3 separate regions of the Homo sapiens genome follow, and regions 2 and 3 are each linked to region 1. Evidence: chromatin contacts called from ENCODE Hi-C or POLR2A ChIA-PET data. All regions are on one chromosome and are shown on one strand. The core of a region is the stretch at or near the end of the contact, and the rest is flanking DNA. Distances in the headings are between cores, read along the strand shown. Region 1 has its middle 82 kb from the start of PREP. Region 2 has its middle 96 kb from the start of PRDM1. Region 3 has its middle 59 kb from the start of PRDM1.

What was found. A loop is a pair of places that touch in the nucleus more often than their neighbours do. ChIA-PET counts read pairs that join two places held with the same protein, here RNA polymerase II (POLR2A). Pooled maps may share reads with other maps.
Region 2: a map of GM12878 shows a loop between it and region 1 (2.6-fold over the local background). The contact joins two enhancer-like sites. A Hi-C loop is called at or near these places in 1 of 168 maps with a recorded cell type or tissue (GM12878), 2 of 37 single-sample maps with no recorded cell type and 8 of 50 pooled maps. POLR2A ChIA-PET finds 5 or more read pairs at or near these places in 1 of 52 experiments (MCF 10A).
Region 3: a pooled map shows a loop between it and region 1 (8-fold over the local background). The contact joins two enhancer-like sites. A Hi-C loop is called at or near these places in 4 of 37 single-sample maps with no recorded cell type and 8 of 50 pooled maps.

Annotation. Positions count from the first base shown.
Region 1 is chr6:105,483,375-105,486,409 of GRCh38, reverse strand. No RefSeq gene overlaps it. Among named protein-coding and RNA genes, the nearest start is that of PREP, 82 kb to the right of the region's middle. Within about 2 kb of position 1,614, at least 3 of the 41 ENCODE cell types and tissues checked have a DNase peak (open chromatin) inside an H3K27ac peak, as active enhancers do.
Region 2 is chr6:106,180,490-106,183,524 of GRCh38, reverse strand. No RefSeq gene overlaps it. Among named protein-coding and RNA genes, the nearest start is that of PRDM1, 96 kb to the right of the region's middle. RefSeq lists a silencer at 891-940. Within about 2 kb of position 1,389, at least 3 of the 41 ENCODE cell types and tissues checked have a DNase peak (open chromatin) inside an H3K27ac peak, as active enhancers do.
Region 3 is chr6:106,144,276-106,147,310 of GRCh38, reverse strand. No RefSeq gene overlaps it. Among named protein-coding and RNA genes, the nearest start is that of PRDM1, 59 kb to the right of the region's middle. Within about 2 kb of position 1,555, at least 4 of the 41 ENCODE cell types and tissues checked have a DNase peak (open chromatin) inside an H3K27ac peak, as active enhancers do.

The DNA.
Region 1 (3,035 bases), core at 365-2,864:
AAATATTAACAGAAGGACGGAACTTGACTCGTGCAGGTATACAACTAAGGGTTTGGCTACACATGCACAGGCCTGCTGTCAATGTGTTATTAACATTTAGAGCTGAAATAATACAACTTAGAATCATCTTAATGAAAATACCAGAGCCAACCTCTGCAGCTGCTTATAACATAGTCACCTTGCCTCAGGACCAATTTCTCCCCTGAACTCTTATTAATCTTCAACATTCAAGATAGAAGATTTAATGTTCTCTCTGGATTGTTCAGAGATTTATGACACCTATAGAAATGTTCATAAAATTTGAGGCTATGCAAGCCTTTTGGCATCTGTCTCATTGTTATCGGAACCATAAAAGTCATCACCATCTTGTCCACAGCCAGTCTTTTCTTCCTAGATAATCCGGGGAAAAATAAAGTTGCCTCTGAGTCTCTGAGTATCTGCTTGAAGCAGGCTCTGTTGTCAGGTGTGTGTGTGTATGTGTGTGTGTGTGTGTTGAAGGAATAGTGGTGTCATATCAGGGAAGGGAGAGAGAGAATAGCAGATCAACCTGTATGTGTTTGAGGACTTAAAGGGGAATTTTGAGAAATTGTTTCTAGAGCAACTCATTTTATCTGTCAAAAGGATGCTGCAGTATGTACGTCGCTCACTTCAGCCTGGTTCTCTGGCCCAGCCTACCCAGGAGTGGTAGTCTCCGGAGTGTACACAGAGAAGGGAAGCAGGTGCTTCAACTCCCCCAGCATCTGGTTTAGATGACCACAATGCTGAGAACACCTGCAGCCTGCATTTCAGCCAAGTCTGGCCTCCCATTGTATTCGATTGGACTTTCTGCCTTGAGCAAGAAAAAGGAATTGTTTATCAGATTTGCCAAAGGATCTCCGGGGAGGTGGAGAAAGACAGGATAAACAAACCTACAACAAGCAAGGGTAAGCAAAGCACTGGGAGACTTGGATTATTTGTGACTGTCCGAGGTAATCTTTCAACCTGACACAAAGTAAGTAAAAGCTGAGAGAGAGAAGCAAATGTTAGCATGGACCAAGTCAGTTTCCCAGCGGTTCATGAGGGAACCGATATTAGATCATCTTGTCCAAACTCTGGTCCTAGGCTGACACAGAAATCAAATTCTCAAGACTGGAAAGACTTTCAATCAAACAACAAGGGTTTAAAAGATGACTGTCCTAGAAAAATCTTACAAAGAAGATGGTCTTACCACTTGCGTAGCAAATGTTCCATTGCGCACTTTATAATTTCATATTTTGTAATAACTACGCAATGGGTAAGCTGGTTACCTGCAAATCATATCAAAAGCGATAATCTTGGTTTTACTTCTCTAACCAATGTAAGCAAAGCAAGCACGTCTGATATAGCGATATAATACAACTTCATGGTTGGTATATAGGAACAAAAATTAAATTAACGCGCTTATTTCCAGGGCCTCAGAAAATAGTTTAGCGGTATCATATATTGTGTTTTCTTAGTAAATAATTCTGCAGGAACCCCTTCTTTTTCTTTCCTTTGTATAGAGCCCCAACTAGTGGAATATTGGAAAACTGCACTTAAAGAGAAAACATTTAAATAGGAGATGACCACAGGTCTCTCTTCCTCAGGTTAAGAGCCAGTAAGATCGTACAGACACTGCTCATTTTGGGGTGTGGAGATATGGACAAGGCGCTGAATTAAAAGGGGAGGGGTGTGTGAAACTGGCTTATACTTAGCTCCTCACAGGCATAAAGGGCAAACTCGTACTGATGAAAACAAGTGCAATCTCTGGCATTTGAAATGAGTCAATGGGCTATATCTATCACTAGTTTGAGAAAGGAAAATATTTATTGAGTTCAGAACTTATCTTCTTGAAGATATCTTTTCCAAAGAAAGAGGAAGATATCCTGTGACACAAGATTGTATATGTTGGAGGAAAGAGACCTGGTTTCACAAATTAGATGAGAAGGCAGTTGGCAACATTGTCCCACTGGTGCAGAACAGAACAGAACAGGTAACACTGTGCCTGTGCTGGGGTCGGTGAGAAGGAAGGGAGAAAGCAGGTGGAGGCAGCAAAGTGAAGGGAAGGACTCCCACACAAACAACTAAGAGTCAAATATAGACACCTGGAGAAGTGATTTATGACACAGATTTTCCTGAAGGAATGAAATCTTAGGGGTTCTCGGGCTTTTAACTTTGTTCCTTTCTTTGTTTGTTACCTCTCCATTTCAAGGAATCTCATGCTTGTAGATTTTTTTAGGAGTCTTGGCTCCCTTGCCAAAAAGCACCAATAAAATGCAGGCAGCCTGGAAAGGTTATAAAAATGCAAGATGAATTCATCAATCAGACAAGGTCTTGTCTGTACGTGCAACAGGGGGTTCACAGACAGGCTTCAGGGACTTGGTGGAGCTCCCTAACAAGATGTGTAACTTCTGTGTGTGTGCATTCTTCTGGATTTTATAGCTTTTATCAGATTCTCAAAGGGGCCTGTAACCCAAAAGAAGAATAAGGAATATAACTGTATAGAAATCTGCACACAGACCAAAAAAAAAGCAAAACTCACACTCACATTTTAATGGATGCCCCTCAGAATGATCCCAGACTCCATGAAATTCTGCTCTTAGAGAAGCCAAACAGAGATATCAGATTATTTCAGTACATCATGAGTCAGACTGTAGCCTTCTCTTTTATCATGCAATGACTCTTTGAACAGAGAGCTGCAAGACGTTTTTTGTTGCATTTTGCACTGCTGTGATGGCATAGGGCACCCTTCTCAAACCTCAACGTGCTGTCCTTGAGCAGGTTCCAAGCTGATTAACCTCCATTAACCAGCTTTCTTCACCGTGCATTAAACAAACAAGATGAATTACGCTCAAAGATCCAAAAGCAGCAGCAATCATTTTTGTTAGTTTTTCTTAATAGATTAAGCAGTGGAAAATAGAAAAAAAAAATGCTGAACTTTGGGACTTGAAGACTTACTCAGCACATTTGGTTGTTATCAAAATTAAATCATGAAAGCAGAGTTTTTTATACCACTTCATGTTTGTGGTGGTTATTAA
Region 2 (3,035 bases), core at 140-2,639, 700 kb before region 1:
AGGAATATTTGAACCTATTCATTGTCGATCAATGGATGGAGTCCATCAAAATACCTACTTGCCTGAGTTCTGTCATCCTCTTGTTTCCTAAATATATTTATCTCCTGGTCTGAAAATATTAAAAATTACAGTGATGGTAGAGAGGAAAGAAGAGAGGCATGCCTCTTTTCAGATCATTTGAGATTAAGCGAAAACTTGGACATTATAAAAATTTATTTACTATGTAGCTTTATTTGACAAAAGCATCTTTCACATTATCAATCATGAATTATAAATTTGATTCTTCATGCTTACGAGCAGATATAGTACTACTGTAAAATCTAGTAGGAACAATATAGTAACCATGGAGTGAAAGACTCAATTTTTAGGTCCTTTAGGTAGCTCTTTAAGTACTTAGGTTTTTAAGTGCAAAATCATTTTTATTAACTATGTTACTGTATTAGAATGATATATAGTGAGATAAAGACAAATTTGAAGATTGAGGGATGTCAGTACGCTTTGACGTATAAGTTGACTCCTATGAAAGTGATTAGTTTGGCTTTCCCTCTGTAGCTTTCTCACCTCCACATCTCAAGGATAAATAAAGTACAACCAGGCGTTTTCCATTTTTTCCCCCAGTTCTCAGTGGAGTATATAGCACACAGTTGGTGTTTAGCAAGTGTGGAAAAAAGGATTACTTAATAACTTTATAATGAGTGTTATATTTTTCTGGTAAGAATACCAGCTATAAAAATAGAACCTTGTCATTTAGAAATCAGTATACAAAGTGCACTTGGTTCGGCCTGGCATTAGTGATGAAGACTTGCTTACTCAAATCGACTACTTTCGGTAGGAACCACTGTGGACCAGATCCTTGCGTCAGTCCACATTCATTTTAGTTGCAGTGTAGACCGCAGCACATATCTTGTGTTTCAACATCACTCTAATTTAAGCAGCCCCTAAAGCTGGAGCTATTCTCACCAAGCATCTGGAGGTATTTGTTAATTCTGACCTTTTCATAAATGAGTGATTTGTGTCTTGCTTTTGCTTAGAACTTTACTTCTGAAAATAAGAGCTATTTAATTCAACATTTCCCAAACTTCCTTGACCATAGAATTTTTTTTTCTTTCCTAGTATCACAGCTTCCTATTGAACTCTAGCATGGGAAATACTACATTAAATCATTAGCTCATAATGACCTAGAGTTTATAGCATAAATCTTACTTTTCCCTTTCTGACAACTCTTTAGCTATTTGAAAGAAGCTCTCAAGCGTCTGACTCATCTCCAAACAAAATAGCTCTAGTCTGTTCATTCCTTCCTCCAAATATCTCCCATTTTGTCAGTGTCATTCTTGAAATTCATCTGCCAAGTATATACTGTGTACTGAGTAATACATGCCAAGTCATGTGCTGTCCTCAGGGGATGGAGTAGTTTAGGTTTTCATAATGCCAATATTGGATGCATAGTCTGGCTGCTCCGTAGTGCCATAATCTGACAGATCACATCCAGGGTGAGATTTAGTGAAAGGGCTGGGAATTAACCATAAGTTCTGTTTATGAAACATCCATCCAAATATAAAAACTCAGGCAAATTGTCAATGGATTGGAGAAAACCTCAATTCATAGGTATGAGTAAGTAGGAATTCAAGGGGAATATTTGCTCTCAGGGAGTTGCCATAAAACTAGCCAAGAGAGCCATGGAGCTGAAATATGGTATTCTGTTATCAGTCACCAAGATCCCCAGATAGAATGCGGCTGAGGTCAAGCAGAGAGGGACTGGCCTCACAAATGGGTGGTTTTCTGTGGTACTGGCACATACAGCAGGTATTTCTGATCTCTAGCTGTACTTGTTTGGGACTTGATGACTTTGTCTTTTTGTGTTGCCTAGTGCATATTTTCCAAGTAAGGTACGCTGTAGAAAGCTCACATCTGTAAGGTGGGTTTTGATACTCTTGTTACTCAAAACTGTTAGTTTTTAGCTTTCTTTTACAAAGACAGTCACTCATTGACCTAGAAACTGTCTGACCCCAACGATTTTGTAAAAGCCAAGAGAAATTTGTTATCTCCTGACTACCAGTCTTTTTTCTGCATATGCCATCTCAACCATGTCTTCCTGAAGAGTTTGGTCATGCTCACTACCTGTATTTCCATGGCTCCTTTTGTCATTGTTTTGAAATTCATTATAATGTAATATGAAATGTCAACTTACCCTGATGTTTCTTGTACTGTATCGATGCTGATATTCAGTGAAGTATGACAGAGCAAGTTATTGATGACATCTGAAGGTATCACCAGGTCTTGGAGCCAACTTTAAAAAGTGAGGGAGCAATTAAGTAAAAACTAAGTAATTTTTGTTTCTTATTTATTTTTTTTTTGAGACTGAGTGTCACACTGTCGCCCAGGCTGGAGTGCAGTTGCGCAATCTTGACTCACTGCAATCTCTACCTCCCTGGTTCAAGCGATTCTCCTGCCTCAGCCTCCCTAGTAGCTGGGATTACAGGCACCCCCTACATCCAGCTAATTATTTTATTTTATTTTTAGTAGAGGCAAGTTTTCACCATGTTGGCCAGGCTGGTCTCGAACTCCTGACCTTGTAATCTGCCTGCCTCAGCCTCCCAAAGTGCTGGGATTACAGGCATGAGCCACGGCACCCGGCCAAAACTAAGTAATTTGTGGACTGGATAGTGCATGCGATATTGGAGCAAAAAAATAGAAATGCCTGATGGGTTGCGATTGTCAGTAATCCAACTCAGATATACGGTGGACATCTTTAATTCTGGGCAGAACATTTAGAACATCTCAATAAAACCAGCTCTAACTGCTAATTCTATGATAGGCATATTGTCCTAGATTTTATAGAATTCCACGATTCATCTGTTTATTCAAACATTTGTTGAGCAAATAGAGTAGTGGAAGTTCTAGGAAGAACAAGACATGGTCTGTTGATCTTAAGGGACCTTCTCTTCTTACTAGAGAAGACAAAAATAACTGTACAACATAATACTTGGAAATTGCAATGAGAAAGGCGCAAATAAAGCACTATGAGGAAATAGAGC
Region 3 (3,035 bases), core at 306-2,805, 660 kb before region 1:
TCTTGCTTTTAGTTCCTGAGATCTGACAGATACAGCCATGAGGAGGGCCATACATCAAGGTGACTCAGCAGAGGGTGCATGCCTCACCCGGAGAAGGCAACTGGCTCCAAAGCCTTGGCTCTGGGGATGTGGGGCAGCCCAGGTACCTATGGCTTTGTTAGAACCTCATGCTAACAGAGCAAGAGTTCTGAAGCTGCTGCCACACTCCTGTCCCTCACCTCTTTGTGTACCTGCCATTTAATTTACCCAAGAAGCCTGGAGATCAATAAGAGGAACTCACCCTGTCATTAGACAGGGCCCTAAATTGCAAGTTGCAGCTGGAGAAGCTTCAGAGGCATTGTGATCACTCATGAAGAAAGATGACTAATCGCTTTCTTCTGGTCACTTATTTGGCTTATGACTTTGGTTTCTCTACTCTCTAAGTACAATAGCTATCAGATTTCCATGTAACTAGGTAGTGACAATCAGTATGTCCAGTTTCATTTAATACACTTGTTTGTGGGCTCTGCTACCTCACCTAGGCCAAATTGCTTAGTTGTATTGTATCCTGCCATTTTAAAGCTTGGGAGACAGGCGAAGGAGGGAAAGCTCACCTCAGTTGACCAATCGCCATCTCCATCAGCATCAGCATCAGCATCAACATCACTAGTGAGTGTCCAGGAGACATCGTGTGTTTAACCCTTTGCAGTGAATTTAATCTCTATGTATCCAGTGCAAGTTAGACAAACAGTTCCAACAGGTTTGGATCTCAGCCGTGTGCAGAACCCTATAGTTTAGAAAAACAGCACCAAAAATACACCAGCATTCCAAAGAGCAGGGGAATTTATCTTCTACCATGGTTTGAAGCCAGCTGTTCAGGGCACAGTTGCAACCAATGTCCTATATTACTTTTCTAGGCAGGGACCAGAGCAGTCAGTTTTTACGGGAATGCTAAGCCCCCTGTAAGGCAGCATCCTTACCCACTCAGAATGGAAGCCAGCTCTCCAAAGGTTGACCAGGTCCCTGCCTGTGTGCCTGACATCCTTTCTCAAGGAACATGCACACCCATGTCTATTGGCACGGACTTGTAACTATCTCCTTCCGAATTTGGTCCTTGATGTTAATACTGACTCCCCTCCCCACACACCCCAGCCTTCACTTTCCCCCAGCTCTGCAATCCCCGGGCAGACAGGCAGGTCCCACCGGGCTCTTTTGTCTGCTCAGCACAGCAGGCAGACGTCGGGGTGGTGGTGCATGCTAGTTAACTAATTAATGATTGTAAAGCACTTTGAAAACATAAAGAACCAGATAAATGCCAAGTATTATTGTTATTAATGATGAGGAGGCTGTTTAGTCATCCTCAGCCCTGAACTCGGCTCACTGCTCCCACTGTGGCTGCAGGCTGATTTGAGAACCAGGATGAGAACTCCCCTCCTCCCTGCAGGCGCTGTTTCACACTGAGTCAGTGACCAAGGTGAAGGGCCAGGAAACCTTCTCTCCTCATCTCCCACCTGCTGTCAAAGCACTGCCTACTTTGTGGCTGTAAGGCTAACATTTACCGAAAGCCAGGGTTTGAAACTGCCTCTCTATTTCCCATTCACCTGTTTAGTAAGTTCACTGATGTTTACTTGAGTGCTCGCTGATGGTGATAAGACTGCCATCTCTGTCTGAGGACAGCATGCAACCTGAAATGAAGCCCCACTTTTCATTTAGTAAAATTCCATGAGGATGGATTCACTTCTGCAAGGATCTCTTTTACATGTTTTGGGGGCTTGATATTTTCTTATAGATGCCTCTATGTATATTTGTTCCTTTGATATAGCAACTCTGTCAGCTGGGGAAGGCAGATGTTATTTTCCCCATTTTGCAGATGGGAAACCTGAGGGTCAGGGACATGATGAGCCTTGTATAAGGCCCCAGGGGCTCTAGAATCTAGTGGCAAGGCCAGAGTTCACTCCAGCTCGCCCGAGCCCCGGGCTGAACAGTGCCCTCTGACATATGAGGTGACTGCAACAGACTCCAGACACCTGGCAGGATGTGCAAAGATACGTTAAACAGCTTCTTAATATGTTCTAGCAAAGCAGACACTTTCAGAAACCCCATGGTCTCTGCATGGACATCTGACCTGAAGCTCCTTTAGCCACTGGCTAGCATTGAGGAGTTCTCCATGTCTTGTTTCAGGCTTGTTATCCTGGAATCTGACACTCTCTCAAATGCTTGGGCCGATAAGACCCTAGAATCCGTCTGTGTAATATCCCCCCTCCACAGATGATGAAACTGTGGGCCAGAAAAGTCCAATTACTGGTCATTGATGCCAGAGCCAGTAAAGGGGTGAGGCTTGCTGCATGCTTCTCCCACCCTCCTGCAGGGCTTCTGGCTCAACAGCCAGCCACCATTCAGCCTCTGGATCTCTACTGCTAGATGGGAAGGTTCCAGGGGGTTTCACGTCTTTTGTGCTTTTCTGTATTTTCCAAATTTTCTTCATTGAATGTTTTCCAAATTTTCTTCTGAAATAAATTATAGAAGGAATCAGAAAACGGGTCCGGGTGCAGTGGCTCACGCCTGTAATCCTAGCACTTTGGGAGGCCGAGGCAGGGAGATCACCTGAGGTCAGGAGCTTGAGACCAGCCTGGCCACCATGGCAAAACCTCATCTCTACTAAAAATACGAAAATTTTCTGGGCGTGGTGGCAAACACCTGTAATCTCAGCTACTCGGGAGGCTGAGGCAGGAGAATCACTTGAACCCAGGAGGCAGAGGTTGCAGTGAGCTGAGATCACGCCACTGCACTCCAGCCTGGGCAACAGACCCTGTCTCAAAAAAAAAAAGAAGTAATCAGAAAATAAATCATTATTATATATATATATATATATATATATACACACACACACACACACAGAGAGCTATCTACCAATCTGCCTATCTGAGGCTCACATGTACATATAACATGTGAGCATTTATATAAGTATGGGGCACTGCATTTCTCTTCCCAAAACTCTCTCTTGGATCGATAGTCTTTCACTGGGGACTCACTTGAAGGTTTAGACATTGCTGGTT